2 separate regions of the Homo sapiens genome follow, and region 2 is linked to region 1. The links are chromatin loops, found by intact Hi-C in ENCODE. Cell type or tissue: endothelial cell of umbilical vein. All regions are shown on one strand. Each heading gives the region's core, and the rest is flanking DNA. Links, peaks and the distances in the headings are about the cores only. Region 1 overlaps DNMBP (dynamin binding protein). Region 2 overlaps DNMBP (dynamin binding protein).

Region 1 (16,019 bases), core at 2,780-10,779:
CCAGCCTGGGCGACAGAGAAAGACACTGTCTCAAAAACAAAAACAAAACAAAAAAACCACCCAAAAAAACAAAAAAGCTCTTTGGGGTCTCAATAACTTTTAAGAGTATACAGGGAGGCCAGGTGCAGTGGCTCACACCTGTAATTCCAGCACTTTGGGAGGCTGAGGTAGAAGGATTGCTGGAGCAGAAGAGTTCAAGATCAGCCTGGGCAACATAGTGAGACCGCGTCTCTATTTAAAATTTAAAAAAAAATTAGCCGGTGTGGTGGTGAGCGCTATAGTCCCAGCTACTTGGGAACCTGAGGCAGGAGGATCGCTTCAGCCCAGGAATTTGAGCCTGCAGTGAGCTATGATGGCACCACTGCACTCCGGCCCGGGCAACAGAGTGAGACCGTGTCTCAAAAAAAAAAAACAAAAAAAAAACAAATCTTTAGTAAAGGGTTCTTTGTTGGAGATGAAGGGTATGGACAATGAATGTTCAATCATGTTCTCCAGAGGCCTTCTTGAACTGTCCCTATCCTGAAAATATATTATAATGAGATCTTAAAAGAAGGTACCAATAATCACCACTTTTGTTTTTGAAAATAACCAATTTTCAGGTTATCCTCACAAAACGTAAGCTGAACAGTTAGCATCTGTCTTATTGTAGAAGAAGTTGAGGTAAAGAAAGGATAAGAGCACAGTATATGTTTCTGGAAAAATGAAATTAAAATTCAGTTCTATATGATTTATGATTTAATTTTGAAAAAATTACTCTAATTTTATCAACTGTTTTATAACAAACTCTTGATTATCTGATTATAAGCTATTCACTTGTAGATTATCTATTTTAATCTTACAGTTAAGATTAAAGTTAATCTTACCTATACTTTTATAGTTAAAATTTCTTTCTCACTCAGTACCCAAGTCAGAGGTGCTCAAGGAATGCACCTGGCCTAGGTAAAATAAGATCTGGGTAGCAAAGCACCTGGCAAAATCCTATGAGTCATTTTATAGTCAAGCACATTGGAAAACTGGGTTATCTTTTATGCTCTTGATTTTTACATGCTCTTGATTTAAAAAAAAATTAGGCCAGGTGCGGTGGCTCACGCCTGTAATCCCAGCACTTCGGGAGGCCGAGGTGCGCAGGATCACCTCAGGTCAGGAGTTCAAGACTAGCCTGGCCAACATGGTGAAACCCTGTGTCTACTAAAAATACAAAATTAGCCAGGTGGGGGGGTGCACGCCTATAACCCCAGCTACTCGAGAGGCTGAGGCAGAAAAATGGCTTGAACCTGGGAGGCAGAGGTTGCAGTGAGCTGAGGCTGCACCATTGCACTCCAGCCTGTGTGACGAGAGCAAAACTCCATCTCAACAACAACAAAAAATTTAAGTCTACTCAGGCAAGGTGGCTATTGCCTGTAGTCTCAGCTACTCGTGAGGCTGAGGTGGAAGACTGCTTGAGCCCAACAGTTCAAGGCTACAGTGAACTATGATCGGACCACTGCACTCCAGCCTGGGTGACAAAGAGAGGCCCTGTCTCTAAAAAATAAAATAAAATAAATAAATAAGAAAAAAAAAAACTAAGTCTGTCTTATATTCCCAAGTAGGTTACAGTTCCTTAATGGTAGGTACCACCTTCTCTTTGGTATCTCAAGAGTCTGGTATGATGCCTTTTGCATGGCAAGCACTTGATGTTCATTTGCTAATGATGATTATTCTTCAACTCCAACTCCCAAATAAATTCATTACATTCTGCTTTCCAAACTGACTTCTGCTGCTCATTTCCTTTTTTCTTCTAATTCCTTCTTTCAAAATATTTCTTCCCTTTTTCTTTTTTTTTTTTTTTTTTTTTTTGTGGAGACAGGGTCTCACCCTATCACCAAGGCTGAGTGCAGTGGTGCAATCATGGCTTACTGCAGCCTTGACCACCCGGGCTCAACTGATTGTCCCACCTCAGCCTCCTAAGTAGCTGAGACTACAGGCATGCGCCACCATACCTAATTTTTATTTTGACAGGGTCTCACTATGTTGCCCAGGCTGGTCTCGAACTCCTGGACTCAAGTGATCCACCCGCCTGAGTCTCCCACAGTGCTGGGATTTCAGGTATGAGCCACTGTGCCCGGCCTCTTCCTTCTACTAATTGCTCTATGCTACGACCCTGGTCCAATTCCCACCATCTCACCCTTTGAAATCTTGTCCCCACGCATTATTTCTTCAAGTCTACCAATTGATTCATGACAAATCAAGATTACAAATGCACCAGTTTTACCATCTCCCTCCCCGGGCCAAACTTTTACCATGAAGCACAAGGAGCCTACTGCTAATGGCTTCTTCCTCAGTAATCCTATTCTTATTACCCAAAATATATAAAAAATAAATTTGCTCTGGACACTCTCTGTAGAGGTTTACTGAGCTACCAAAAGACTTATGCTTTCACCCCAAAGCAAACTTACATTCATGATTATCCAGTCACAACTTTCCCCTTCTCCAACTATCCAATATTATCTCACCTATGATATGAGACCCTATTCCACACAAGGAGGTTTTTATTGTTATGAAGCCGCATCATTATTAACCCCAAAGCCTTACTCCAGTTACACTGTCTCTCCATCTGAAACCTAGGCTTGCTTCTCTAAAAAACCTTAGAAGCTCACATTCATCTTGGCTGTCTATAGCCTAGAAAAGAAATTATTGTCTATATCATGAATTCTGACACTTGTATTTTTATATACTATACAGCACCTAACATAAGATTTTACACTTAGAGAGAGTTGCCCAAAATATTTTCACAAATTTGATATTATTTGGTTTCAGTGTTCCCCAAAAATAGGGTCTTGGTCCTGTATTTCTACATTCCTTTAACTTATGATTCCCTATCCCTTGGTCAGAAGTTGGGGTCCTAAAAAATCACAAGGCTGGGCGCAGTGGCTCACGCCTGTAATCCCAGCACTTTGGGACGCCGAGGCAGGGGGATCACGAGGTCAGGAGATTGAGACCATCCTGGCTAACACGGTGAAACCCTGTCTCTACTAAAATTACAAAACGTTAGCCGGGTGTGGTGGCGGGCGCCTGTAGTCCCAGCTACCAGGGAGGCTGAGGCAGGAGAACGGTGTGAACCTGGGAGGCGGAGCTTGCAGTGAGCCGAGATTGTGCCACTGCACTCCAGCCTGGGCGATAGAGCGAGACTCCGTCTCAAAAAAAAAAACAAACAAAAAACCACAAGTAATTTTTCCCCCTCTGGCCCTAAGGCCATCCATCGAGAACACAGAGGGAATGCACTGGTGACTGACTGCTGTTCAGACACAATGGGCCTCTTGGTGAAGGGGAAGAATAAAAGCGTGCCATAACTCCCACTCTGCTGGCTTTGAAATCAACTGGCTTTCTTAAAGCTGTAGAATTATGCTATTTTCCTTGTTTTGTCAGATCCCCCTGAACCCATATAATAAGGCTTGTTTTCCTATCTATTTTCAACAGGATAACTGTTTTGATAAGCTTTATTACCTGATGGACTGCTATTTTATTGGTTATTTCTACACAGTAAAGGTGAATCTTGAAAAACATACACAATTTAGAACCTGGAAAGTACTTTAGAGATTATTTAGTTCAATACCCTTTTTATTTTAAAATTCATTTGATTATTATTATTTTTTGAGACAGGGTCTCAGTCTGTTACCCAGGCTGGAGGGCAGTGGCTCAATCACTGCTCATTGTAGCCTTGACCTCCCAGGCTCAAGCAATCCTCCTGCCTCAGCCTCCTGAGTAGCTGGGACTACAGGTGTGTGCCACTGTGCCCAGCTAATTTTTTTTTTTGTTATTGTGGAGATGGGGTCTCATTTGTTGCCCAAGCTGGCCTCAAACTCCTGGGCTCAAGTGATCCTCCCACCTAGGCCTCCTAAACTGCTGAGATTAAAGGTGTGGGTCACCATATTCTGCCTCAATGCCCCTGTTTTATAGCCCTGTTACTGAACCGTAAGTCTCTGTTTTTCATCAGAAAGAGTCATACAAGCTATTCCCCTGGGGTCCTAGGTGATTCCTTAGGAACGGATCACTTTTTCCATTAGATTGGTATCTCCAGAATAACTAGTGGTCATTCCCAGACTTCTGAAATGCCAATATGAGGAACTCCTGCACGAGCAAGACCAGATTTTGAGAACAGAAAAATAGGAAGTGTGGTGACCCTTAGGGTCAGCCTGAGCCTTTGACTCATGCACAATTAATCCCAGCCACACTGCTTGTTTCCTCTGGTTGGATTTTTTATTTGAACAGGAAATGCATTAGGAATAAAATGGTAAAAAGGAGTGCAGGTCTTCTTAGAATCGGATATGAGCAGTCTGACTGCAGTCCTGGGTTCCTCACGGACTCCTTTTGGGCTGTCTCTAAATGCCAGGGGAACTATGTGCTTTATGCAGCCTGACCACGTAGAGTATTTTATTCAGGTTTCCATACGAGCCATGTCAGAACTTCTTTCCTGAGAGTTCACATTCATGGCATCACAAATTTATAACACATGTGCTTTGACTGATGAATACCACTGGTCAATTTATTTTTTATTGGCCTGTTGTTTGAGGGGGCAGGTTATAGGCAAGGGATGAGGATTCTGTCTTACGTGAGGCAATTATTAGTGATATTTTATCACTTGTCATAATATGCACTAACTTGTTTCTCTCCTCTCTGTCTTTTCCTTGTCCTATTCTCTCTCTTTTTTTTTTTTTTTTTTTTTTTTGGAGACAGAGACTTGCTCTGTCGCCCAGGCTGCAGTGCAGTGGTGCGATCTCGGCTCGCTGCAACCTCTGCTTTCCGGGTTCGAGCAATTTCTCCTGCCTCAGCCTCCCGAGGAGCTGGGATTACAGGTGCCTGCCACCATGCTGGTAGTGATGGGGTTTCACCATCTTGGCCAGGTTGATCTCAAACTCCTGACCTCGTGATCCACCCGCCTCAGCCTCCCAAAGTGCTGGGATTACAGGCGTGAGCCACTGCGCCCAGCCTCCTTGCACTAATCTCTTATTTTGGCTTTGTTCTTTACTCCCCTCCACCCCCCACCTTTCTTTTCTCCTGTTTTTGTTTTTTTTTTAGGATAGTCAGGGGCACTGGCCACCTGTTTTGATTCTTCTTCTAAGAGACAGACTTGTTTCTCAGTTTAAATATAACTCGAGGCCAGGCGTGGTGGCTCATGCCTGTAATCCCAGCACTTTGGCAGGTCGAGGCAGGCGGATTGCTTGAAGTCAGGAGTTCGAGACCAGCTTGGCCAAAATGGTGAAACCCTGTCTCTACTAAAAATACAAAAATTAGTTGGGTGTGGTGGCACACACCTGTAATCCCAGCTATTCGGGAGGCTAAGGCATGAATATCACTTGAACCAACGAGGCGGAAGTGGCAGTGAGCAGAAATTGCGCCACTGCACTCCCGCCTGGGCGACAGTGTGAGACTCCAGCCCAAGGAAAAAAAAAAAATATATATATATATATATATTTTAACTCAAAACAGTAGGAATAGTCCAAAACAATTACATAGCTTCAGGAAAAGGAAGAAGGGTGACATCTGCTGGAACAAAGATCAGTGGTTCTGATTTCACATAGAATCTCTCTGAGAACAGACACACAAAACTTCACAGACTTATCCCAGAAACAAGATACCCAAAGCACATCAATGAAGCCCAGGCGCCCAGGTTAAGACTAATAAGAATAGCTAGCATTTACTGAGCGCTTACCTACTACCACATGCTTTCCATGTACAACCTCATCTAATCCTCACAATCACCCTGAGGTAGGTATTATATTATTATCCTCATTTTGTAGATAAGAAAACTGAGGCTGAGAGACTTAAGTAACTAGTCCAAGGTCACAGCTATTAAGTGGTGGACTTGGATTTAAACTTAGGCCTGTCAGAATTCTTATCCCCTAAGCTATACTGCCTGCTCTAAATACATATAGACATCTATAAATTACACATATATTTTTTCTCTTATTAATCCTAATGATACTTCTTAAAGGTAAGTAAGTAACAGTGAACTAAAAAGGCACGTGGTAAAACACAACAGATCTCAAACATTATCTCACATACTTTTTTTTTTTTTTTTTTGAGATGGAGTTTCGCTCTTGTTGCCCAGGCTGGACTGCAGTGGCGCAATCTTGGCTCTCTGCAACCTCCACCTCCCGGGTTCAAGCAATTCTCCTGCCTCAGCCTCCCAAGTAGCTGCAATTACAGGTATGCACCATCATGCCCAGCTAATTTTGTATTTTTAGTAAAGATGGGGTTTCACCATGTTGGCCAGGCTGGTCTCGAACTCCTTACCTCAGGTGATCCACCCGCCTAGGCCTCCCAAAGTGCTGGGATTACAGGCTTGAGCTACCATGCCTGGCCCCACATACTCTTAAGGTTTCCAAATCCCCTCCTGACCTATTCCATCATCAACATTTCATTTACAGACACACTGATCTAATGGAAAAAGTGATTTTCAGTCTAGGAAGTTGAAGCGCCATCCCAAGCACTAGACTTAAAAAACAGGAAACCTAGATGCAAGTCTGATAAACTTGCATATCTGGCATAAAACAATACTTTCATTTTTTAGTGATTTTGTTTCCCACCAGTAAATACCTGTTGATGTGACTTGTCACGTATACAAAAAGAGAAATTAAAATCATTTGTGCACAAGCTAAGTTTCCCAGAAAAAGGCAAATTGCATAGGTATAACTAACTTCTCCATCCTCCAAGCCTTGTGTTTCCAAATTAAAAGACAGAGCTAAAAAAAAAACGTGAAAGGCATAGAAGGAAAGCTGACTGGTCAGTGTGTTTACTGGCAGTAGATTATCACAGAGAGGAGAACAAGATAAAACCATGGATAATTAGTACATCTCATTCTAGTCTCTCTTTCCCAGTGTATCCCCCTGCCCACATCCTCTTCCTTTGGATTCCACTTACATCTTTAAGCTTATTAGGCTTAACTGGTTAAAAGGTAGTCAAGATAAAATCTAGATTCCAGGTCCTGGCCTGACCTTGAGTCAGTCTTCAGACAGGTGACTCACGATGCCAGATTCTTTCTGAGAATCTCTCGGATGGCATGCTTCCTAAGAAAAGTTCATGCTACCCACATCCTCTGAACAGCTCAGCGGAAGCCACTGTACTCTTGTCCTTTCTCCATTCCATCAGATATGGACTACAGACTCCACTGGGAGAGCTATGAGTAAGGACAGATAAGGTCCCTGCTATAATCTCTTAATCTATTTCTGTCTACCTTCCCAACACTGATTAACAAGAAAGCATAGAGCTGAAGTAGAGACTGAGTATAAAGTGAAGTGTAAGAAACTCTCAAAACAACAGAGCGTGGTGGCGTTTTCTCTCGTTAATACGTTTTGTTTTTTTTTTGAAACAAGGTCTTGTTCTGTTGCCCAAGCTGGAGTGTAGTGGCGTAAACACAGCTCACTGCAGCCTCAACCTCCTGGGCTCAGGCTCCTGCCTCAGTTTCCTGAGTAGCTGGGACCACAGGCATATACCACTGGTATGCACCACCATGCCTGGCTAATTTAATTTTTTTTTTTTTTTTTGTAGAGACAGCGTCCTGCCATGTTGCCCAGGCTGATCTCAAACTCTTGGGCTCAAGGGATACTCTTGCCTTTGGCCTCCCAAAATGCTAGGATTACAGGCATGAGCCACTATACCCAGCCTCTTATCAATCCTAATGATACTTCTTAAAGTTAAGTAAGGTCTGTAATCCCAGCTACTCGGGAGACTGAGGTGGTAGCATCACTTGAGGCTAGGAGTTTCAGACCAGCCTGGGCAACAACGTGAGACCCTGTGTCTTAAAAAATAAAATAAAATTTGTATAATAAAAAATAAATAATCGCAGCACTTTGGGAGGCCAAGGTGGGCAGATCACAAGATCAGGAGTTCAAGACCAGCCTGACCAAGATGGTGAAACCCCATCTCTACTAAAAATACAAAAATTAGCTGGGTGTGGTGGCAGGTGCCTGTAGTCCCAGCTACTCAGGAGGCTGAGGAAGGAGAATCGCTTGAACCTGGGAGGCGGAGGTTGCAGTGAGCCGAGATCATGCCACTGCACTCCAGCCTCGACAGAATGAGACTCCGTCTCAAAAAACAAACAAATAAATAAATAAACAAAATAAAACAAAATCTAAAAATAAAGAAATTCTCAAAATAGATTTTGAGGATTAAGGTCAAAATCCATTATTCCATTCTTATCACTAAGGGTTAGAGAAGTTTGATAGGTTTTTCTGGGTGTGTGTGTGTGTGTGTGTGTGTGTGTGTGGGTATGTGTGTACATGATTTAAGAAATGAAGCCTGTCCCTTTTGTGCCATATGCCAAAGAGCAAGTAATGATATTAATAACACACCTAATAAGTTCTACTGTTTTGATGACTGAGTCATCACAAAATTGGATTGATCAGAAGCTTCTGTCTTTTAGACACTACTGGTTTCTCTGTTTATGCAGAATGGACTTAAGGATACTTGTTGAAATGGTTTATAGTTTGTTCATCTAATCAGAGTGCAAGAAGGGAGAAATACTTGGAAAATCACTGAGAGATAGCTATGACTACCTGTTTTAATTTATATTTATATATTTATGTATTATTTATTTGAGACAGGGTCTCGCTCTGTCACCCAGGCTGGAGTGCAGTGATGTGATCATAGCTCACTGACGCTTCCAACTCAAGCGATCCTCTTGCTGCAGCCTCCTGAGTTGTTAGGACTATAGGTGCATACCACCATGCCTGGCTAAGTATGACTATCTGTTTTAAATCACTTCCTTTTAAACTGGCTCTGATAAGACAGTAGTAAAATGCGGATGTTTTGCACCTATCTCTTAATTTCCACATCAAAATTCCTGCTCTACTATTATACATTAATAAATGGTAATATTGTTAGCAAAGCCGTACCCAGTTATTTTTTTCTCCCTCCGCCCACGCCCCGTATCAGTTTTTAAAAGAAAAAAAGAGAAATAAAGCCTGAAGTTGGTCAGGCGCAGTGACTCATGCCTGTAATCCCAGCACTTTGGGAGGCCGAGGCAGGCAGATTGTTTGAGCCTAGGAGTTCGAGACCAGCCTGGGCAATATGGCAAAACCCCATCTCTACCAAAAATACTAAAAATTAGCCCAGCGTGGTAGCACGTGCCTGCGGTCCCAGCTACTCATGAAGCTGAGGTGGGAGGACTGCTTGAGCCTGGGAGGCAGAGGTTGCAGTGAGCTGAGATCGCACCACTGAACTCCAGCCTGGGCAACAGAGTGAGACTACTGTCTCAAAAAAAAAAAAAAAAAGAGAGAGAGAGCATGAGCCTGAAGTGTGGCTATAGCATGGGGGCATTGGAAAGATAACACTGGACTTAGAATATGATCAGTTCATATTCTGAGGCCAAGACTTCCCACCTTCGGCCAACAGTCTTTGAATTTTGCTCTCATTATTTATAAAATACAGTTAATAATCCCCACTTTCCTACCTCCCAGGTCTGTGCTGAGGATCAAATGAGAATATATTTGTGAGAAAATACCTTGGAAATTTTAAAATGGTACTAAACTATAAGGCATCATTACGTCCACGCTATTTGGTATTGCCGAGGACTCTCTAGAGGTTAAGCCACTTCACAAATTCAAAAAGGATCTGGTTGTCGAAACGGGCAGACTCCAAAAATCTAATTTCAAATAGTCTACTATTTGATGAGCAGCTTACCTCGATGGAGGGGAAGATTATCCAACTCTTGGGATGTGAATTCACAAATGCACACAAACAGCCTCTCTCCCTCTTTTAGACTGGGAATGGTCACAATTTCCACAAAACTGCTGGGGAATTGTCCTGAAAATAAAAGCAAACATATTAAATTTTAATACTGAGATTTCTTTTCCCGTCTGTGTACAAGGACAAAAACTTTTCTTCTGAGTCCATGTATAGACCGTAACTTGAAAACTCAGGGAATACTCATAATTGGAGAATCTGTTGGAGAAGAAGTATAGTGCACAAAACTAGATGCATGCAGGACAGACAGAATGCAATTCAATTTGGTACGCATTTACTGGGGGCTGCTATAGGCAAAGCACGCTGCAGAGGAAAACATAAGACAGTTTTGGTTTTCAAAGATCTAAAAACCTAGTTCAGACAAAAAGTCGAATTCAGACATAAATAATAATTCAATCCTGAAATCTGGTATCATAACGTAAGTACACAAATTGTTACGGAAGTTCAGAAAAGGTAGGTAATAGGTCAGGAAGAACATAAAAAACTTTATGAAAACAATAGCATTTGAATCTGACGGTGGACAAGGTTTTAATAGGTGGTGGGAGAAAGACAGGGCCTGCCAGTTGGAAAGTATCAGAAAGTCTGATTGATTCTACCTTCTGTCTCTGGGTATATTTATCTCCAGACCCACCACCTTGGTCCATGCCATCACCATCCCTCACCTGGATTACTGCAGCGACCTTCCAAATGCTTCCCTGCCTTCAGTTTTGTCCCTTTCTATCATTCTTAAGTCTGCAGCAGTGAGTTTTCTAAAATTCAAATCTGATCATGTTCAAAGCACTTTCAGGGTTTCCCATTTTCTTCACTCCTTACCATGGCATACTCTGTCTCCCATGATCCAGCTTTTGCTCATCTCTCCAGCCCACCTTTCTCCCTCAACCACTCACACCTCATGCCCTACTAAACTTCTCTAGGTCCCCTGTGTTCTCACATTCCAGGGACCTTCAACAAGCAATCCTCTCTGCCTACCATCTTTCCTTGCTAACTCCTTCTCATCATTTTTGTCTCAGCTGAGATACCATTTCTACTGGGAAATAATTTATCTCCCAAATGTGGGTTAAGTGTCAACAGAGTGTGCTCGAAGGACTCCAACCCAGACTTACATAAATATGAGTACATGCAAGTTAAGGATTGGATTAACACAGATGCATGTGGTGTGGGAAAAGCTTCCACCCTTCCCTAGGCTTATTAATGAAAGAAATCGATGTGAACATATATCTTACAGAATTGAAGAAAGCTAACCAGGTGCGTGGAATGTGGGTGGTAGGTACCATGTAGGGTAAGGGATAACTTTAATAAATTTGGGCCAGCCATGGATCCAAGAAGGAGTGAACAGGATGAATCATGCTCCTTTGAAGAAAATGAAAGAAAGATCACTTCTCAGCCTTTTGCCTAAGATCAAGTGAAGAATGAAAGAAAGGGTAGAAAATGTTCAAAGAAGACAGCCAGAGGAAACAAGGTGGAGAGCACCTTGTGTTCCACAAATCATAAAGCTGGTTATGAAAAGCAGTAGTGCCGGGTGCGGTGGCTCACACCTGTAATCCCAGCACTTTGGGAGGCCGAGGCAGGCGGATCATGACGTCAGGAGATTGAGACCATCCTGGCTAACATGGTGAAACCCCGTCTCTACTAAAAATACAAAAAATTAGCCAGGCGTGGTGGCATGTGCCTGTAGTCCCAGCTACTCCGGAGGCTGAGGCAGGAGAATGGCATGAACCTGGGAGGTAGAGCTTGCAGTGAGCCGAGATCATGCCACTGCACTCCAGCCTGGGCAACAGAGCAAGACTCCGTCTCAAAAAAAAAAAAAAAAAAAAAAAAAAAGGAAAGCAGTAGTAAACAACAGGGTTATGAAGAAAGGAATAACATGTTTTGAGAAGAGGAATAATAGCACTGAACACAAAGGATAAAGACCTGGGAAGGGAAAGCGGGTGAAAGACAAAGACTTGGATAGAAACCTGGGCTGGGGCAGCTGGTGTCTAGTGGTGCAACCTCTTGAAGGAATCAACACAGAGATGGAATGGTAACAGAAATCTTCCCCTAACTGGTAGAGACCACATATGAATACAGTAGGTAAACACAAAAGGATTCTGAAATTTATTGACTTGGGCTTCCCATTTAGCTAGCTTTCTTTTCTTTCCTTCCTTCCTTCCTTTCTTTCTTTTCTTTCTCTTCCTCCCTCCCTACCTCCCATCCTTTCTTATTTATTTATTGAGATGGTGTCTTGCTATGTTGACCAGGCTGGTCATGAACTCTTGGCCTCAAGCAATCCTCCCATCTCAGCCTCCCAAAGTGCTGGGATTATAAGCATGACCCACCATGCCCAGCCTTTATTTTTATTTTTATTATTTATTTACTTATTTAGAGACAGAGTTTCACTCTTGTCGCCCAGGCTGGAATGCAATGGCACAATCTCAACTCACTGCAATCTTCACCTCCTGGGTTCAAGCAATTCTCCAGCCTTGCCTCCTGAGTAGCTGGGATTACAGGCACGCGCCACCACACCCAGCAAATTTTGTATTTTTAGTAGAGACAGGGTCTCACCATCTCACCATGTTGGCCAGGCTGGTCTTGAACTCCTGACTTCAGGGGATCCACCCACCTCAGCCTCCCAAAGTGCTGGGATTATAGGCATGAGCCACTGTGCCCAGCTAGGAATAATTTTCTTTCTTTCTTTCTTTCTTTCTTTTTTTTTTTTTAAGACAGGGTCTCACTCTGTTGCCCAGGCTGGAGTGCAGTGCCAGCCTTTATTTTTAATATGGAAAGAAGTCAGGGCCTGTGGTCCACTATGAGTCTCTTACTTACCTGTAACATCCTCCTTCTTTCCTAGAAGCCAAAATTCATCCACCACTGCCAGCACCTCAATAATATCTCCCACAAAGAGCGGCAGTTCTTCTGATACGCTAGGGCAGAAGTCAAAAATGGCTCGAACCACTGAGCCAGCCTCCATGTTTTATAACCTGGAAAGATAGATCAAGAGAAATAGAAAACATCAATATTTAAGACACTGCAATATAGATCTATTTCTTGGAATGATAAAGCTTAAGATACAAATATACTTAAAATGAAGCCAAAGCTAAGCAAATAAGTTAGTACTTCCTATTTTATTTTTGAGACAGGGTCTCACTCCCATCGCCCAGGCTGGAGTGCAGTGGAGCAATCATGGCTCACTGTAGCCTCGACTTCCTGGGCTCAGGTGATTCTCCCAGCTCAGTCTCCCAAGAAACTTGGGCTACAGGCATGTGCCACCATGTCCAGCTAATTTTTTGTATTTTTACTAGAGGCAGGGTTTCACCATGTTGCCCAGGCTGGTCTCAAACTCCTGGGCTGAAGCAATCTGCCTACCCTGGCCTCCCAAAGTGCTGGGATTACAGGCATGCTCCACTGTACCTGGCCTCATATTTTAAAATATCAAAGTTATTTCTCATTTCTTTTTCCCTTTTTGGGGGCCGGGGGAAACAGGTCTCGCTTTATCACCCAGGCTGGAGTGCAGTGGTGTGATCATAGCTCACTGCAGCCTCCAGCTCCTGGGCTCAAGTGATCCTCCTACCTCAGCTTTCTGAGTAGCTGGAACTACAGGCGCACACCACTGTGCCTGACTTTTTATTTTTATTTTTTGAGATGAAATCTCGCTGTGTGTTCCACACTGGAGTGCAGTGGCACAATCTTGGCTCACTGCCACCTCTGCCTCCTGGCTCAGCCTCCCAAGTGATTCTCAAGGCTCAGCCTCCCAAGTAGGTAGGACTACAGGCATGCACCACCATGCCCAACTAATTTTTGTATTTTTAGTAGAGACAGGGTTTTGCCACATTGGCCAGGCTCATCTCAAACTCCTGGCCTCAAGTGATCTGCCCACCTCAGCCTCCCAAAGTGCTGGGATTACAGGCGTGAGCCACTGCCTGCGGCATTTATTTATTTATTTATTTATTTATTTATTTGTAGAGATGAGATCTCACTTCGTTACCCAGGCTAGTGTTGAACTCCTGGCTTCAGTGATCCTCCTGCTTTGGCCTCCCAAAGTGTTGGGATTCCAGGCATGAGCCACCGCACCTGGTCTAATTTAAAAATAATAATTTCTTCATATATTTTTCATTTGGACCGCAAAGGAATTCAGGAACAAAACAAAACAAAACAAAACAAAAACCCTAGACCTCTCAGTGATAGAAAAGATTCAAGTGTCAGCAAATGTAGGCTTTTCAGAATGCCTGAAGAGGGCAGTAATGAAATTAACATTTTTAAAACACCAGACAACATGGTAATTTTAAAATACAATACTTTAAAAAGTAGAGATTTTAAATATGGCATTTTATTCCCTATAGATCTTAAAGATTAGGATACTAAGGCTCAGTATAGTTAGAAAACATTATTTGTCCAAGATCACAGTGCTCACAGCAGCAGGGCCAGAACTCAAACTGAGGGCATTCTGGTTCCTACCTACTGAGACTATCTGCAAACAAATGTACCACAACCTGAAGAACAGCAGCAGAACTATGCCTCAAAGGCCTAGATGGAAAACCTGTTGGGGACTGGCGCGGTGGCTCGCACCTGTAATCCCAGCACTTTGCGAGGCCAAGGCGGGCAGATCACCTGAGGTGAGGAGTTTTGAGGCCAGCCTGGGCAACATGGTGAAACCCCGTCTCTACTAAAAACACAAAAATCAGTCAGGCACAGTGGCGGGTGCCTGTAATCCCAGCTACTTGGGAGGCTGAGGCAGGAGAATCACTTGAACCTGGGAGGCCGAGGTTGCAGTGAGCCGAGATCATGCCATTCATTGCATTCCAGCCTGGGTGACGGAGTGAGACTCAGAAAAGGAAAAAGGAAAAGGAAAGGGAAAATCTATTGAATGGCTCATGCCTATAATCCTAGCACTTCGGGAGACTAAGGCTAGAGGATCAATTGCAGTCAGGAGTTCAAGACCAACGTGGGCAACACAGCACGACTTCACCTCTATTTTATAAAAAAAAAAGTTAGAAAAGTAAAAATCTGTAAGAAAGGAAGAAAGGACTATGTAGATGGCACCTCCAGACAAGATTTAGCATCCTATGCCAGATCAAGTATATGTTTTTGGTTCACAGAAGTCAGTGGCCCAACCCCGGGGAGTATCCTTGTACTGTTACGGTGTCTGTGCTGTAATAAGACGATGTGTCCATTACCTTGATGCATGTGGCTGGGGAACCTACGTATGTATTGAAGCAGCAGAAAGAGAGGACATAAGTAGTGGACATCCATCCCTCTGTAGACAATCAGCCTTGATGACAGCTACATTTCTCCCTAGGTCTCTTAAAGGAGCAGCTGAAGATCACCAGAGTATCCAGGCCTGAAATCTGTTTTTCTTTTCTTTTCTTTTTAGAGATGGGGTCTTGCTCTGTTGCCCAGGCTGGAGTGCAAAAATAGCTCACTGCAGCCTTGAACTCCTGGGCTCAAGTGATCCTCCTGCCTCAGCCTCCCAAGTACAAGTCTATTTTCAACCATCTCAAGTACTTATTTGGTCTTGGTAGAGATGAATGAGGACTCTACCTTCCATCTCACATACAACCATCATCACATCAAAAAGCATGAAGTGCCTAATTACAAAAAAAGAAAAGGTAGTGGTAGCTCTGTTAATTTTATTTATTTATGAGACAGGGTCCTATTCTGAGGCCCAGGCTGGAGAGCAGTGGCTCACCGTAGCCTCGATATCCAGGGCTCAAGCAATCTTCCCACCTCAGCCTCCTGGGTACATATGGCTACAGGTATGCATAACCATGCCCAGCTAATTTTTTTTGTACCTTTTTGTAGAGACAGGGTTTTACTATGTTGCCCAGGCTGGTCTCAAACTCCTGGGCCACCCACCTTGGCCTCCCAAAGTGCCAGGGGGTTACAGGGAGAAGCCACCATACCTGACCTCTGTTAATTTATAATCCAGCCAGGCACGGTGGCTCATGCCTGTAATCCCAGCACTTTGGGAGGCTGAGGCGGGTGGATCACCTGAGGTCAGGGAGCTCGAGACCAGCCTGACCAACATGGAGAAACCCCGTCTCTATTAAAATTACAAAATTAGCCAGGCGTGGTGGTGCATGCCTGTAATCCCAGCTACTCAGGAGGCTGAGGCAGGAGAATCACTTCAACCCAGGAGGCGGAGTTGCAGTGAGCCAAAATCGCACCATTGCACTCCAGCCTGGGCAACAAGAGCAAAACTATGTCTCAAAAAAAAAAAAAATTATATCCAAGAAAACACTGATGTGGATAAACATATTAGGCATATAATAAATCATTTAGTATATTAATATGGAGTACCTAGAAGATGTTAATAAATCATG
Region 2 (16,019 bases), core at 4,921-12,920, 60 kb before region 1:
AGACATCCAATTAGACACTTAGAAAAAAGTCTATGCATGGACTCCAGAGGAGCTCCATAAATGAGGTGAGGAGGAAACTGCCCGTGCTCGAATAAAACTTCCCATCACCTAGTCTCCACTGTCTTCATATCTCTTGAGAAAGGCTCTTATTGCTATATATTTTATTACAGATGCCTTATTTCCAATATACCATACTTCCGCTTTTTATCGTTACTTCTGCCTTTAATAAATACCACATTTTGGGCCGGGTGCAGTGGCTCACGCCTATAATCACAGCACTTTGGGAGGCTGAGAGTTCCAGACCAGCTTGGCCAACATGGTGAAACCCTGTCTCTACTAAAAATACAAAAATTAGCTGGGCATGGTGCCACATGCCTGTAATTCCAACTACTTGGGAGGCTGAAGTGGGAGAATTGCTTGAACATGGGAGGTGGAGGTTGCAGTGAGCTGAGATAGCACCACTGCACTCCAGCCTGGGGGACAGAGCAAGACTCTGTCTCAAAAAAAATAATAATAAAATATCATATTTCCCCCAAATTCTACCATTTCTTCATCACAGCCCTATTATACCTACCACCTGCCTTGTCCAACTCTAGCGAAGTAATGAATTGTTTTGAGAAGAAAAGCATTCTCAAAGGGCATACCTCCTTTTCAGCAATTATGCTGTTCTTACCCAGGTCCTTTCGCCGTTTATATTCATTAATGTTAACGTTGATTTCCTTGACCGCAAGGACTGCATTGGTTAAAGGCACTTTATCTGGGTGGGATTCTGGGGTGGAATTCAGCAACTCCATTAGCAACAGCGGGTAACGCATTACTCTCTGTACTGGTTTGATGAGGAAGGAGCCCAGGTTAATATAATTTGTGCATCCCCTGTAAGAGAAGGAAAAAAGACTTTAGTAAGCTATCAATAATATAGCGCCCAGCCTGGGAACATCGTGAGACCCCACCTTAAAAAAAACTTTTTTTTAACATAATAATAATGTACACCTATGGGCAGGATTTGTTCCTAAATATTGCTCTCTATTCTTTTACCCTACTTTCCAATTTCAGTCATTCAACATGTATTCATCTAATAAACACCAGGTACTGTTCTAGGTGCTGGGGATTTAATAGTAACCCCAAAAGTCCCTGTCCTGGTAGGAGAAGATAGGCAATAAACAGATAAGTAAAGTGTTCCCTTGGGGATAAGTGCTACGAAAGAAAACCCAGCAAGGTGAGTCTACTTCTAGGTTTGTCTATAAAGGAAGAAAATACAGTTGCTTAAGAGTTAGTTAGGAAAAATCCACAGAAGAAATGAGCGCATACATCAAGCAGCAATGGAACTTACCATTCGTTGTATAGGCTCCTGCAAGGCAGTGGGCATGAAAAGAAAAGAGACAGTTTATTAGAGAGAGAATCTTGAGTTTCACATTTTTCTCAGAACATAAATCATGTGGGACAAAAAATTATGAATGTTTATGGTAACATATTTAGTCTACTAAAAAATGTTAGCCCCGGCCAGGCATGGTGGCTCACGCCTGTAATCCCAGCACTTTGGGAGGCCGAGGCGGGTGGATCACCTGAGGTCAGGAGTTCAAGACCTGCCTGGCCAACCTGGTGAAACCCCGTCTATACTAAAAACATAAAAATTAGCTAGGCATGGTGGCACGTGCCTGTAATCCCAGCTACTGGGGGGCTGAGGCAGGGGATCGCTTGAACCCGGGAGGTGGAGGTTGCAGTGAGCTGAGAGCACCACTGCATTCCAGCCTGGACGACAGAGTGAGACTCTGTCTCTCCAAAAAATAAAAAAATAATAAAAAATAAAAAAGTTAGCCCCTAACTTCTCTTTGATCTACTTATCCATATATCTTTATACCTTGCTTCCCTAAGACCAGGACAATCTCACCTGATGTCTAGAATACCTTAGCTGGGCATGGTGGCTCACACCTATAATCCCAGCACTTTGGGAGGCCGAGGCAGGCGGATCACTTGAGGTCAGGAGTTTGAGACCAAGGTGGCCAACACGGTGAAACCCCATCTCCACTAAAAATACAAAAATTAGCCAGGTATGGTGGTGTGTGCCTGTAATTCCAGCTACTTGGGAGCCTAAGGCGGGAGAATCGCTTGAACCCGGGAGGCAGAGGTTGCAGTGAGCTAAGATTGTGCCACTGCATGCTGACCTGGGCAATAAGCTGAGATTACACCACTGCACTCTGGCCTGGGTGAGAGTGAGACTCCGTCTCAAAAAAAAAAACCCTGTATTTAGTCTTCTCACCTATGCTCTTATTTGGACCAAACCATCCTCTCCTGGCTGCTTTTTAACCTGATAACGCTAACCTAATACTCTATACAGATAAAACTTATTCACATGGACAAAAATACAATCAGGAAACCACTTAAATGATATATATCATGGATATCTTATGTTTAAAATAAGATGTCATCATCAAGTCCAGGCATATACACAGGTATAACTTAGAGAACTAAAGAGCTGTAATGGAAGTTAAGTGGTCAAAACTCCTACTTCAGATCTGCCAAGGAGTCCTGAAGATGCTTCTGGATCTTCTCATCCTTCTCGTAGATTTCAAGCAGCGCAATGGCCTCATCATGATTCTGGCAGTAAATCTTGTATGTTCCCTCAAGCTCATCCCGGTGACCAAGAAACACAGGTCCTTTGGAATACACACAAACATACAGTGTTTTTAGTAAACTTTCTTCTCAGTATACTAAATGTAAGGTACACAGCCAAACTTTAGTACCAGCTAAATCCTACCTATTACAAGAAATGATACTAAGACTATCCATCAAATAGTAAGAAACTTCCATCTAACAGCTTAAAGTTGTAATCATTTAAAGGAAAATTTAGAAAGCCATGTCATCCGTATATGTATGTATTCATTTTTTTTTGAGACAGGGTCTCTGTCACCCAGGCTGGAGTGCAGTGGCACAATCTCAGCCCACTGCAGACTCGACCTCCCAGACTCAGGTCGGTCCCTAGTAGCTGGGACCACGTGTGCATGCCACCATGCCCAGCTAATTTTTTGTATTTTTGGTAGAGAGGGGGTTTCGCCATGTTGCCCAGGCTCATGTATTTGTTTTAGAACAAACACACACACACACAATGTGACTGGCCTCTGAAACAGAGCCTCCAGTCCCTTTGCAGTCGAGCCAAGTCAGACATCTGAGAGCGTTCTCCATGTAGGGATGTAATGAGAACCCCATAAGGAGGACCCCCTCAGTTTCTTATTTTTTTTTCCTGAGACGGAGTCTCTTGTCGCCCAGGCTGGAGTGCAGTGGCACATCTCGGCTCACTGCAACATCCGCCTCCCTGGTTCAAGTGAGTCCTCTGCCTCAACCTCCCAAGTAGCTGGGATTACAGGTACACACCACCATACCCAGCTAATTTTTGTATTTTTAGTAGAGACGGAGTTCTTCTACAGCAGCAGTTTCTAACATTTTTGTGCATAAATAAGACTGGATAAAGTATATTACATTAAAATACCTATAATGATAAATCCCCAACTTATGATATAGTAACCTATATACTACTTTAGTTTTTTTGAGGCAGGGTCTCACTGTTGCCCAGGCTCCACTGCAGTGGTACGATCTTGGCTCACTGCAACCTCCACCTCCCAGGCTCAAGTGATCCTCCCACCTCTGCCTCCTGAGCAGCTGGGACTACAGATGTGCGCTGCCACACCTGGTTAATTTTTGTAATTTTAGTAGAGACAGGGTTTTGCCATGTTGGCCAGGCTGGTCTCAAACTCCTGGGCTCAAGCAATCCACCTGCCTGGGCCTCCCAAAGTGCTGGGATTACAGGTGTGAGCCCCAGCCATATGTACTTCTTTATAAGGTATTAAATAACCAAATGTAGCACTGAGTCTAACAATCCCCATACTGTCACAGCTTGAGGAGTGACACACACTGGTAACATTGGCTGCCTCTGGTTGAGGGTTACTGAAATTTCAAGACATTTGCAACGACCTAATCTGACAGAAACATGTGACTTCTGTTGGTGACAAAGTCACAGCTACTACTATGTGACTTATTCCCTACATTCATACTTTAAATAAATGCTATATTTCAGTTAAAAACTAGTAAAAAAAATAAAGAGGTCATTTTTTTCCCTATCCCCAGACCCCTCATCTAAAGTCAGTTAGGCATAGGAACAGTTCCTAAGCAAACTTCTACAGAACAATTGCCTTCAGAGCTGTGGCCTGAACGTGCGGGTCCCTGGCTTACTATGATGACTCTTCCTCTTGCCCTTCTTTCCTCCTCTCAGTGTATTTGGTGCTCCCTTCTTCAGCTCCATGTTCCACAAAAAAGAGCTCTCATCCTTGTTCTCCTCCCTCCAATATGATACTATTTACTGCTTCCCTACAACCAACCATCCCTACCAGCTGTCCAGGCACGACCCCTCCCCTCAGGGAGCCTATCGCTGCTTCTGTGGACTCACCTCTGTTCTCTCACTGTTGTGTCCCATGGAAGTCCCTGTTCTTGTGCAGAACTTTTTTTTTTCCTTTTTTTAAGACAGGGTCTCCTGCGTTGCCCAGGCTGGAGTGCAGTGGCACAATCTTGGCTCACTGCACCCGCCACCTCCTGGGCTCAAGTGATCCTCCGACCTCAGCCTCCTGAGTAGCTGGGACACCACCACACCTGCTAATTTTTGCATTTTTTGGTAGACGGGGTTTCGGCACGTTGGTCAGGCTGGTCACAAACTCTTGGGCTCAAGTGATCCACCTGCCTCGGCCCTTCCAAAGTGCTGGGATAACGGGCGTGAGTCACCATGCCTGGCCTAAAAAGTTTCTATTTAAATTATTTTCCTTAATGTATAACTCCTTTCTGTAAGAGAAACTTAACTTTTTTCATATCACCTCACACTGCCCTTTCTCACTGGAAGCCTCCCTTCTTTTTTTTTTTTTTTTTTTTTTTTGAGATGGAGTCTCGCTGTGTCACCCAGGCTGGAGTGCAGTGGCATGATCTCAACTCACTGCAACCTCTGCCTCCTGAGTTCAAGTGATTCTCCTGCCTCAGTCTCCTGAGTAGCTGGGATCACAGGCATGCGCCACCACGCCTGGCTCATTTTTGTATTTTTAGTAGAGACAGGGTTACACCATGTTGGCCAGGATGGTCTCAAACTCCTGATCTCAGGTGATCCGCCCGTCTCAGCCTCCCAAAGTGCTGGGATTACCGGTGTGAAACACCGCACCCGGCTGCCTCCCTTTAAAAAAAAAAAAAAAAAAAAATTGTTGGCTGGACGTAGTGGCTCAAGCCTGTAATCCCAGCAATTTGGGAGGCCAAGGTGGGCGGATCCCCTGAGGTCAGCAGTTCGAGACCAGCCTGGCCAACATGGCAAAACCCCGTCTCTACTAAAAATACAAAAATTAGCCAGGCATGGTGGCAGGCGCCTGTAATCCCAGCTACTCGGGAGACTGAGGCAGGAGAATCGTTTGAACCCAGGAGGCAGAGGTTGTAGTGAGCAGAGGTCGTGCCACTGCACTCCAGCCTGGGCAGAGAGCAAGATTCTGTCTTTAAAAAAAAAAAAAAAAAATTGTTTTGAGACAAGGTCTCACTCCACATCCTAGACTGGAGTGCAGTGTTGTGACCATTGCCAACTGCAGCCTCCAACACCTGGGCTCAACCAATCCTCCTGCCTCAGCCTCTCAAGAACCTGGGACTACAGGTATGTGCTACCACACCTGGGCAATTTTTTTTTTTTTTTTTTTTGTAGAAACGAGGTCTCACTATGTTGCCCAGGCTGGGCTTGAACTCCTGGCCTCAAGCAATCCTCCCGCCTTGGCCTCCCAAACTACTGAAATTACAGGCAGGAGCCACAGCACCTGGCCAGAAGCTTCCCTTCTGTCTACTCCTGCAACCTACCAGTCACAACAGTGGGGGTGGGGCTGGCTCCTTTTTCATCTTCACGGCCACTTTTTTTTTGTTTTGTTTTTTTTTAAGAGATGGGGCCTTGCTCTGTCACCCAGATTGGAGTGCACTGTCATGAACCAGCTCACTGCAGCCTTGACCTCCTGAGCTCAAGCAATTCTCTGCCCTCAGCCCCCCAAATAGCTGGAACTACAAGTGTGCCCCACCATACCTGGCTAATTTTTGTATGTTTTGTAGGGATGGTGTTTCACCTGGTTGGTCAGGCTGGTCTCGAACTCCCGAGCTCAGCAATCCACCCACCTTGGCCTCCCAAAGTGCTAGGATTACAGGCGTGGGCCACCGTGCCTGGCCTTCACGGCCACTTTGGAATTCCTAAAGCCACCCATGTCTTCATCTGGTTGCACCATTCTACATTAGTCTGCCACCTTCTTTTTGCAGCCCTTTCCCTAGTTGCATTCTTAGAATCTTCACCATCCAGACATGATTTACATTCAATTCGCCGTTCTTCAACTTCCCTGATAGTCACTGTTCTATATCAATTACAAACTAGCAAAGCTACACCTATAATCTCTTTCAAACTCTGGGTCACGAAATATACTTAATGGGTCACAGTCAGCACTGTTTTGATGAAATAGAATGGATTTTTTTTTTTTTTCTGTAGAGACGGGGTTTTCCCATGTTGCCCAGGCTGGTCCAGAACTCCTGGGCTCACATGATCTGCCCACCTTGCCTCGGCCTCCCAAAGTGTTGGGATTACTGGTGTGAGCCAACACGCCCGGCTGATCAAATAGAAAAGAAAATATCAGAAAACATCGGACATAAAAATTAGCTGGGTGTGGTGGTACGCATCTGTAGTCCCAGCTACTAGGGAGGCTGAGGTGGGAGGATCGCTTGAGCCCAGAAGGTAGAGGCTGCAGTGAGCTGTGATCACACTGCTACACCCCAGCTTGGGAAATAGCGTGAGACTGTCTCGAAAAAAAAAGGAAAACACTGGACATGGTAAAACTAAGCACAGACATACACAGAAACACACATCCTGGGTCATTATGAACAACATAGCTCTCGGCGGGATGTGTTTAAAATCAGGTAAAGCGAGTACTTTCCACCTATGACCATGTACCCAGAGTCTCCCAGTGCTGCTTGATCATTCTCTATCTCAGCCACCTGCCCTTTGCCCGTGGCTCCATAAGGCTTTAACTTGCCCTTCATGGTCTTCTCGGAGCCTTCCCTCATCGGATGTTTCAGACCTCATTTGTTCTTTGTGAATCCCCCACTGAACGCACGCCTGGCCTTCCGTTAGAGCCACCGGCATGGTACTCTCAGTCTTGGCTCCCTCAAGCCCCACCACCCACCATCCCTCCTCTAAAAATTAGTCCTTGCGCCTAGGTCTCAGCCTTTCAGTGTTGAGGCCTCTCTGCCACCTCTGTGTGTCTTCAACACATCGAAGCCTGCTACCCAACTCCTTGTTTGACTTTGGACAAGAAGCGAAGGGAAGAAGAAAAAATAAATGCAGGTGCTATCTTATGGAGGTGGGGCTATGGATATTTGCTTTCATTTCTCAGTTTATTGTCATAATCTAAGGTATAGTACACTATAGACACAGATGCTAAGACTCTCATTTCTGATTTGAATCAGACCTAAGGGGAGAAGGCGCCTTGCAGAAGCTGGTTAACTCCAACCACCTGAGAGCCCCAGGAACGACAACAGGTAATAAACTGGAAGAAAAATGAGTAACTGCTTAATTTAAAATTAAGCTCTTTTAGATAGCAGCCAACTTTATCTCATTTCTTTCTTAATACAAATAAATGACCCAGAGATACTTATTTCAAGTGCCTTAAAAAATCATATACACTGTCGTTTATGCTTCACCATCACACTAAAACTGGGTCACTGTGACTTCCTTCTGCCCAACTCAATGTGTGTATCTCCTTCCTCAACTTCCCTGACCTCTCTGGTTAGACTAAGGGCAAGAACCTCAGGTTCCAGTTTTTCTAACTGTTCCAGAAAATGCAAAAGACACAGTTGTATTCTGTATAGAGGCTAATGGCATTTGCCTGCACGACAGAAAGACTTGAGTTTGAATGCCAGTCCCATCAATTACTAGCCATGTGACCTGGGCAAATTACCTTCCCTCTAAGTGTCGGTTTCTTCACTGTAAAATAGGATAGAGTACCTAAACTGGCTGCAGAGTGGGTCACACCTGTAATCTTGCAGTGTGGGAGGACTGAGCTCAGGAATTCAAGACCAGCCTGGGCAACAGAGCAAGACCTCATCTCTACTAAAAATAAAAAAGCTAGTTGGGAGGCTGAGGTGGGAGGATCACTTGAGCCTGGGAGGTCAAGGCTGAGGTGAGCCATGATCACACCACTGCATTCTAGCCTAGGCAGCAGAGCAAGACCTTGTCTCAAAAACATGTGTGGCGGCTCGTGCCTATAATCACAGCATTTTGGGAGTCTGAGGAGGGAAGATCGCTTGAGGCCAGGCATCCAAGACTAGCCTGGGCAATATAGTGAGACTCCATCTCTACAAAAATTTAAAAACTAGCTGGGCCTGATGGTGCATGCCTATAGTTCCAGCTGCTCAGGGAGCTGAGGTGAGAAGATTGCTTGACCTGGGTAATCGAGGCTGTGGGTGAGCTGTCATTGTGCCACTGCAGTCCAGTCTGGATAACAATGTGAGACCCTGTCTAAAAAAAGAAGAAACAACAGTACCTAAACCTCAGAGGGCTGTCTATTGTAGAGAACAACTGAGATCCAGCTGGACCTATCTTGTGAGGGTATGTGGTGAGAGAAACACTCAGGAAACATTAACCATGCTACAACATCCCAGAGCTGTTTCCTCCTCCCTTCAGGGGGCAGAACCCTGATTTTTTTCCTGTGTCCGTTTTTCTCCCAGGTGAGTCAGGTAAATTCCATCTAGTGTAAGCCAGTGTCATGACCCATTCCCCTTTCTAGCCATCAGCTTAGCTGCATGCATGTCACCCACTTCTGGCCAACGAGAAATAAGGTATCTGATCAGGGAGCTCTGGAAAAGGTTTGCAAACTCTTAAAACGACACAGGGGTCACTCCTTCTGCTGGATGTTGTTGTATATGGTGTCATGGCTGGAACTGGGGTAGCCTCTTGTAATTAGGATTCTAATAAAGCAGCAAAATGATAGGATGTCCCCTCCCACACTGTGCCAGGGCTGGTCTGTAGGACCCACAGAACATGACAGAAGTGATGCTGTGTCATGTTCAAGATCAGGTTATAGAAGACTCTGTGGCTCCTGTCTCAGGCGTGCTTGCTCTTGCGTGCTCTCTCTCATTCTGTCTCTCGCTCTCTCTCACAGGTCACTCTAGGTGACTCATGACTCATGCCACGTCGTGAGGAAAGCCCAGGGAGAGGCTCACGTGGCAAGAAACTGACGCCTGAAGAACTGAGTGAGCTTTCTTGGAAGTAGATCCCTGAGCCCCAGATGATGGCAGTCCAGGCCAACAACTGACTCCAACCTCATGAGACCCTGGGCCAGAACCACCCAGCGGAGCCACCTCCAGACTCCTGACCTACAGAAGCAGCGAGGTAATACATGTTTAATGTTTTCAGCTGCTAAGTTTCAGTGAAATTGTTAAATAGCAATGGATAACCAATAAGTTCCCTTGTTTATAAGAACTAGATGAATGTTTTAAAAACATTTTGACAATGTCCCACATAAATGTATTTTAAATTATGACTCAGTACACATATATTTGAAATGAAAATAAAAGTTTCAGCCAGATGTGGTGGCTCACACCTGTAATCCCAGCAATGTGGGAGGCCGAGGTGGGTAGATCGCTTAAGCCCAGGAGTTTGAAACCAGCCTGGGCACAGCCTGGGCAACATGGCAAAACTCCATCTCTACAAAAAAAAAATTACAAAAATTAGCTGGGCGTGGTGGCACATGCCTGTATTCCCAGCTATGTGGGAGACCAAGGTAGGGAGGATGACTTGAGGCTGGGAGGTTGAGGCTGCAGTGAGCTGAATTCGCACCACTGCACTCCAACCTGGGCGACAGTGTAAAAATCCTGTGTCAAAAAAAAAACAACAGATAAGTTTCAAAAATTGGTAGTTAAACTTACAGTGCATTCTGATATTTTCTTTTGTTTTTTTTTTTCTTGAGACCAAGTCTTGCTCTGTACCCCAGGCAGTGGTGTAGTGGCTCGTGGCGCGATTTCAGCTCACTGCAGCCTCAACCTCCTAGACTCAAGCAATCCTCCAACCTTGGTCTCCCAAGTAGCTGGGATTACAGGAGCCCATGACCACGCCCAGCTCTATTTTTAGTACAGACAGGGTTTCACCATGTTGGCCAGGCTGATCTCAAACTCCTGACCTCAGGTGATCCTCTTGCCATGGCCTCCCAAAGTGCTGGGATTACAGGTGTGAGCCACTGTGCCTGGCCGCATTCTGGTATTTTCTTGAAAAATAAGTTGATCTCATGACCCAGTAATGGGCTGCAACCATGAGTGTGGAAAAACATTGTACTGTATGACATCCAAAACTACTTCTATTGCTAACATCCTATTATTACCCCAAAGTAGGCTGAGACAGAAGGAAAGCAGAGGACAAGTAACCTCTGGACTAAGTACCTACACCTGTATCTTCCCGGAGGCATAGTTACTCAGTATCAGGAAGGCCACTTACTCCTGCCCATGAAGTTTTTTTAAAAAGCTGCTTCTGAAACAACACAGGAGCTCATACCTACAGCATCGCTGATTTCCAGAGCAGCCAATAATTGCTTCGAGACCTTAATCACCATCTGCATATTTCCAAAAAGTCCCTCAAAATCAATGTTTGGTACCTGAGAAAAGGAAACAAAACATAAAAATGCACGGAAATGAGCTTAATGGCATTTCAATCATCTTAGGAACAGCTCTTCAAGAATTGTAGAAAAATTGCTCAAGGTCACTTTCTTCACTCACTTTCATGAAGTTTCCAGACTAGAAATATCCAACATTATCTTTAGTGTCATCCTTTGTCCTTGATCCAACTATTCTCTGCCACCCCAACCAGCACTTTAGTAAAGTGATAATGGAACCAATTTGGCCTACAAATGCACTGGGATACAAATTCCCACCCGCAACCAACATCCCGTAGCACTGCCTACCTGCTGCAGAAGTACTTGGGAGTGAATGCTCCAAGGGTGTAAACCCAAGCCCAGCCCAGCTGGTCAAGTTACAAGCAACAAGGACTATAAACCCCAGGACATTGTTACCCTTTTCTTACTACCTCCAGCATCTAGAAAAGTCCCTAGCCTACTCACATGTTAGTAAGGGTTTCCTGGATAAACTCTATATGAACAGGTACTAGAGTCATGTAACTGCTCACCCCCAGGTTTTGTTACATCATCACTCAGCCTTCTAGCAGGGCCACGATTCAGACTCCCTGGAACTGCTTTCAGGAGCCACAGAAACAGGAAGTGTCCTAGGAGTGACTGCAGTGTCTGGTAGGTTAACAGTAGACTTGACAAGTGAAAGGATGCTGAAGGCTTAGCTGATGACACACGTATGTTGAGGCCCTTGATTAAGAGCAGCAGCACTCACAGTCACAGTTTCTATTTCAAATCCAATAAATCTGTGGCGAAAGCTCCTATATCCTAATGCTTCTGGCCTGGAGGACCATATTCAAGGTCAAACTAACTCTGTCTCCCAGTTCCCACCTGTGCCTGCTGCATGGGTACCATGATCCGCTCAATACACATTTCCAGATCCCGAATGTAGTCTCTTTCTGTCTGAAGAAGTTCTTCTATGACCTTGGCTCTCTTCTCCAGCATCCTCTGCTCTGGATTTTCGGCAGACACAGACCCAGAAGGGGCCACCAGTGATGAAGACTGGGAGGAGAGGAGCGTCATTTCTAGAAGGGAAAAGAGAACTGGTTAGCAGCTCTGGGTGTAAAAGCAGCACCCTTCCACAGTTTGAGGCAAACAGAACCCATTTCCTGAGAACCAAAGGTCTCACTATTGTCAACCCTCAGGAAATCAGATCGCACATGTCAGTTGTAAACAGGGACAGCTGAAGCGCTTAGAAAGCCATCACTGCAGAGAGAACTCCAACCTGTGCAATACCATTTTGAGAATGTGTCCTGAAAAGAAGTAGCTAGCCCACTTTGAGTGAACAAAGCATGTCTACAAGCTCCTTGCAAAAGAGGTTAGAGGGGTCTGACCTTATAAGACTTGCTTTCACTTAATCAGATATAAAACATGGTCCATGATCAAAGCACCAGAAATAACAAGCTGGAAGTTCAAAATACAGATGTAGCACATTAAACAGAATATTATGGGGAACACAGAACAATGCCAACTAAGGGTAAAATAAAAAATAAGAAATTATCCATCTGAGATCTGGATAATTATAGGACCTATCATTTTCCAGTCACTGTAATGGTAGGTCAACACTAGCATATAATGAAATAGGTAAAAAAAATTGTTTAGATTTTCCCTATGAAAACCTTAACCAAAACTCACAAGCAGGTTTTGTTACTCAAATGTCCTAGTAGATACAAACTTACTATAAACATGAAGCTTATCAATGGTATTTTCAAGTATAAGAATCTCTAAGAACTAAACTGCATTATTCTAAAAAACAAATATGTATCCTGTCATTAGCTTTTACAATTATCTGACTATTACTTAGATACACAGGATGAGAGAGTTATCTATAAACATGGAACAGCGTTTGTTCATCTGAAATGAGCATTAAACATGGTAATAAGCAAAGGAAAAGAACAGCAGTGAAACAATCAGCCTCTGCTTAGTCTATCAAATTCTTTATGATCCAATTAAACAACTACAAATTTGGTATGTAAATATACTAGTAAGTCTGAGTACAATTACAGGACTATTTTAACCCAGGTTTAAGAAGCAAAAACACAAGTGTTCAAACTACTTAAGGAAAGTCGGCCTTCACAGCAGATTTTATTCTCCAAAACACTTTCCACACTGCTTTCTCTCAGAAGTTAGGAATTCTGGGACGGGTGCAGTGGCTCACGCCCATGATCCCAGCACTTTGGGAGGCCAAGGCTGGCAGATCACTTGAGGTCAGGAGTTCGAGACCAGCCTGGCCAACATGGCAAGCTTCCATCTCTACTAAAAATACAAAAATGCTAAGCATAGTGGCACACACCTGTGATCCCAGGTACTTGGGAGGCTGAGTCATGAGAATCACTTGAACCCAGGAGGCAGAGGTTGCAGCGACACGAGATAGTGCCATTATTGCACTCCAGACTGGGTGACAGAGAAAGACCCTGTCTCAAAAAAGTAATTCCAGTGTTTTAGAATACAACCCAAATTCTGGTTTCTAGATGCCATTCTCCACTAAAAGGAGGCAGGGTTCTTTGAAGAAATGGCTAATTCCAGGGCTGGGGCAGAGAAGGTATAGCTGAGCCTGAAATGTGGGAGAAAGTGAAGAAGTACTCAACAACATGGTGGGGATAGGTCAAAGGGCACAGAGGCCAGCTTGAAGGGGCTCCCACTGGCCAATCTGGCACAATTTGAGTATAAATGAAAAAGCACAATGGATTATTCCACTGAATAAGAACCTGTAAGTACATATTGATAATATGTAAGTACATAAATAAATGGGGGAGAAGAGAAAACTCTTTGTTATGGTAGAATGTCAGCTGATAAATAAGAGAAGAAATAATGGAGTCAGCAAATCACCATTTTAGGCCAAGTGTGGTGGCTCATGCCTATAATCCCAGCACTTTGGGAGGCCGAGGTGGGTAGATCACTTGAGCTTGGAGTTCAAGACCAGCCTGGGCAACATGGTGAAACCTCACCTCTACAAAAAATACAAAAATTAGCAGCACATGGACTGGCACACACCTATAGTCCCAGCTACTCAGGAGGCTGAGGTGGGAGGATGGCTTGAGCCTGGGTGGCAGAGGTTGCAGTAAGCTGAGATTATGCCACTGCACTCCAGCCTGAGTAAAAAAAAAATCTGGCCAGGTGCAGTGGCTCACGCCTGTCATCCCCGCACTTTGGGAGTCTGAGGCTGAGGCGGACAGATCACCTGAGGTCAGAAGTTCGAGACCAGCCTGACCAACATGGTGAAACCCCATCTCTACTAAAAATACAAAAATTTGTATTTTGCCTGTAATTCCAGCTATTCAGGAGGCTGAGGCAGAGGTTGCAGTGAGCCAAGATTGCACCACTGCACTCCAGCCTGGGAGAACAGAGCAAGACTCCATCTCAAAAAAAAATCCATGTTCATACAAAATACACACTGAAGCTTACTAAGGGGCACAATATATGCAATGTACTCTTAGTTCATTAAAGAAAAAAAAACTGCATGTGGAGAGTGGGGATTGACAGAGAATGAGATAAAAACAGCAAAATGTTAAATATGGGTGAATTTGTATAAAATGTATACAGGAGTTTTCATTGTACTATTGCAATTTTCTGTATATTTGGTATTATTCAAAATAAAACTTAAGACATAACAGAAAAAGCTCTTTCTCGAACTTTTTGGTAGAATGAATGGCAAAACTTGAAGCATAACCCTGATTTCATCAGTGTTCGATTATGATTCTAAATTCATTGTGTTACATATAAAATTTATTTCTAATAGGCTTGTTTTAAATTTTCTTTGTGATCTCAAAGCAACAGACTTTCAATCCCAAATATGGTCTCATTAGTGCCAAGTTGAGAATAGAAACTCATTTTAAATACAAGACTAAAAAGCTCTGGAGAGGGAGAACATTTACTGAATTCCTATCACATGCCAGGTACTTTACAGATTATATCCCTGAACTCATTTAATACTCACATCAGAATTTTTAAGTAGGTATTATTACTCCCATTTAATAGGTAAGAAAATCCAGGCTTGGAGAGGCTGACAAACTTGTCTGAGGTTATATAGTGAGTAAATGGCAGTTGTGGATTTAGAACCTAAATATATTTAAATCCAAATCCTGTGCACTTAATCCTGCACCATTTGGTTTCCCTGGCCTGGAATCTCAATGAGAAAAGGTCAGGGGCTTATTTGCTTCAAATCTTAAAAACTCCCTGGAAACCACTGTGTACTCTCCTGAGAATCAAAATTCTACTAATTATAGTAGTTGAAAACACAAAGTACCAGCAAGCACTTACTCATCAATCAGAAGCCAGCCAGCCTATGTATTAGATTTTTATTTCTTTAAAATGGAGAAAAACAATAACAATTCTTTTAAACTACCAGCGTGCCTTCCCCTGTGCCCCCACCCCCCGAAAATGGGGTTTATAAACTCTTGAGCAGCCTTTAAAAACCCAAACACTTTGGTGTGATTAAAAACCCCTGTGGGATGTTTTCACTATATTGCAGTTTCCTGGACACCATCCCTGGGATTCAGATTCAGCAAACCTGGGTGGGACCGGGGTATCCGCAATTTTAATAAAACCCTAGGTGTTTCCTTCCCTCCTCTTTCTCTTCCTCTCTCTTTAAAGGAGGGGGTTGTTACCCAGACTAGTTTCAAACTCCTGGGGCTCTCAAGCGATCCTCCCACCTCAGCCTCCCAAGTAGCTGGGACTATAGGCATGTGTCACTGCTCCTGGCAACCCAAGGTATTTCTGAAGACACAGGTGACCTTCAGGTGCCACAAACATTTATTAACACTCAAAGAGAGTTTTCAAAGATTAAGTCAAATTTTAAAGTCTGGCTTGAAATGACTGTAAGTATAAAAACTTTTTCCTTTATGCCACATATATTCTAATAAAAATATCTGCTCTAAAATTTTAGTATCTGGGCCATGCGTGGTGGCTCATGCCTGTAATCCTAGCGCTTTGGGAGTCTGAGGTGGGAAGACTGCTGGAGCCCAGGAGTTCAAGACCAGCCTGGGCAATATAGTGAGACACCCGTCTCTAAAAAAATTAAATTTTTAGTATCCCGGACAACAAAGCGGGAGAAGGCGGCCTTCACCCCCAGCCAGCTGTGGTGGAAAAAGAAGCTTTGAATCTTGCACTTCCCCACTATGTAGCTGGGGAGCCTTGGAAATGTCCACTTTTATCTCTTGGCCTCAATTTCCCAATCTATAAAATGAGGATAATAATACTTGCTTTGCAGAGTAGTTGAGGGAGTTAAACAAGGTAATAACCCAACAAACATAAGTCCTTTTCCCACAATGGGCCCGAATATGCCATCTGCACCTGATAGATGGTAAATAC

The links. A loop is a pair of places that touch in the nucleus more often than their neighbours do. Peaks named below come from ENCODE experiments on the same cell type or tissue, not always from the same donor. Only the 100,000 strongest peaks of a DNase experiment are listed, where the experiment ranks them.
Region 2: a loop joins it to region 1, with 4 times the contacts of the local background. A loop is called at or near these places in 5 of 110 quality-filtered maps.

What each region holds. Positions count from the first base shown.
Region 1 is chr10:99,959,455-99,975,473 of GRCh38, forward strand. It overlaps DNMBP (dynamin binding protein), which reads right to left. Exons shown (of 17, transcript NM_015221.4): 2 at 12,526-12,680; 3 at 9,661-9,783. The coding sequence starts at 12,670. Among named protein-coding and RNA genes, the nearest start is that of DNMBP-AS1, 40 kb to the left of the region's middle. In endothelial cell of umbilical vein, for the core only: no CTCF peak of the experiment used is centred there; DNase peaks (open chromatin) are centred at 4,517, 5,557, 6,467 and 7,067; H3K27ac peaks cover 6,745 bases.
Region 2 is chr10:99,897,413-99,913,431 of GRCh38, forward strand. It overlaps DNMBP (dynamin binding protein), which reads right to left. Exons shown (of 17, transcript NM_015221.4): 5 at 11,541-11,734; 6 at 10,583-10,682; 7 at 2,507-2,654; 8 at 1,331-1,348; 9 at 674-873. Among named protein-coding and RNA genes, the nearest start is that of DNMBP-AS1, 22 kb to the right of the region's middle. RefSeq lists enhancers at 8,520-9,719, 15,864-16,019. In endothelial cell of umbilical vein, for the core only: a CTCF peak has its summit at 9,331; a DNase peak (open chromatin) is centred at 9,259; H3K27ac peaks cover 1,987 bases.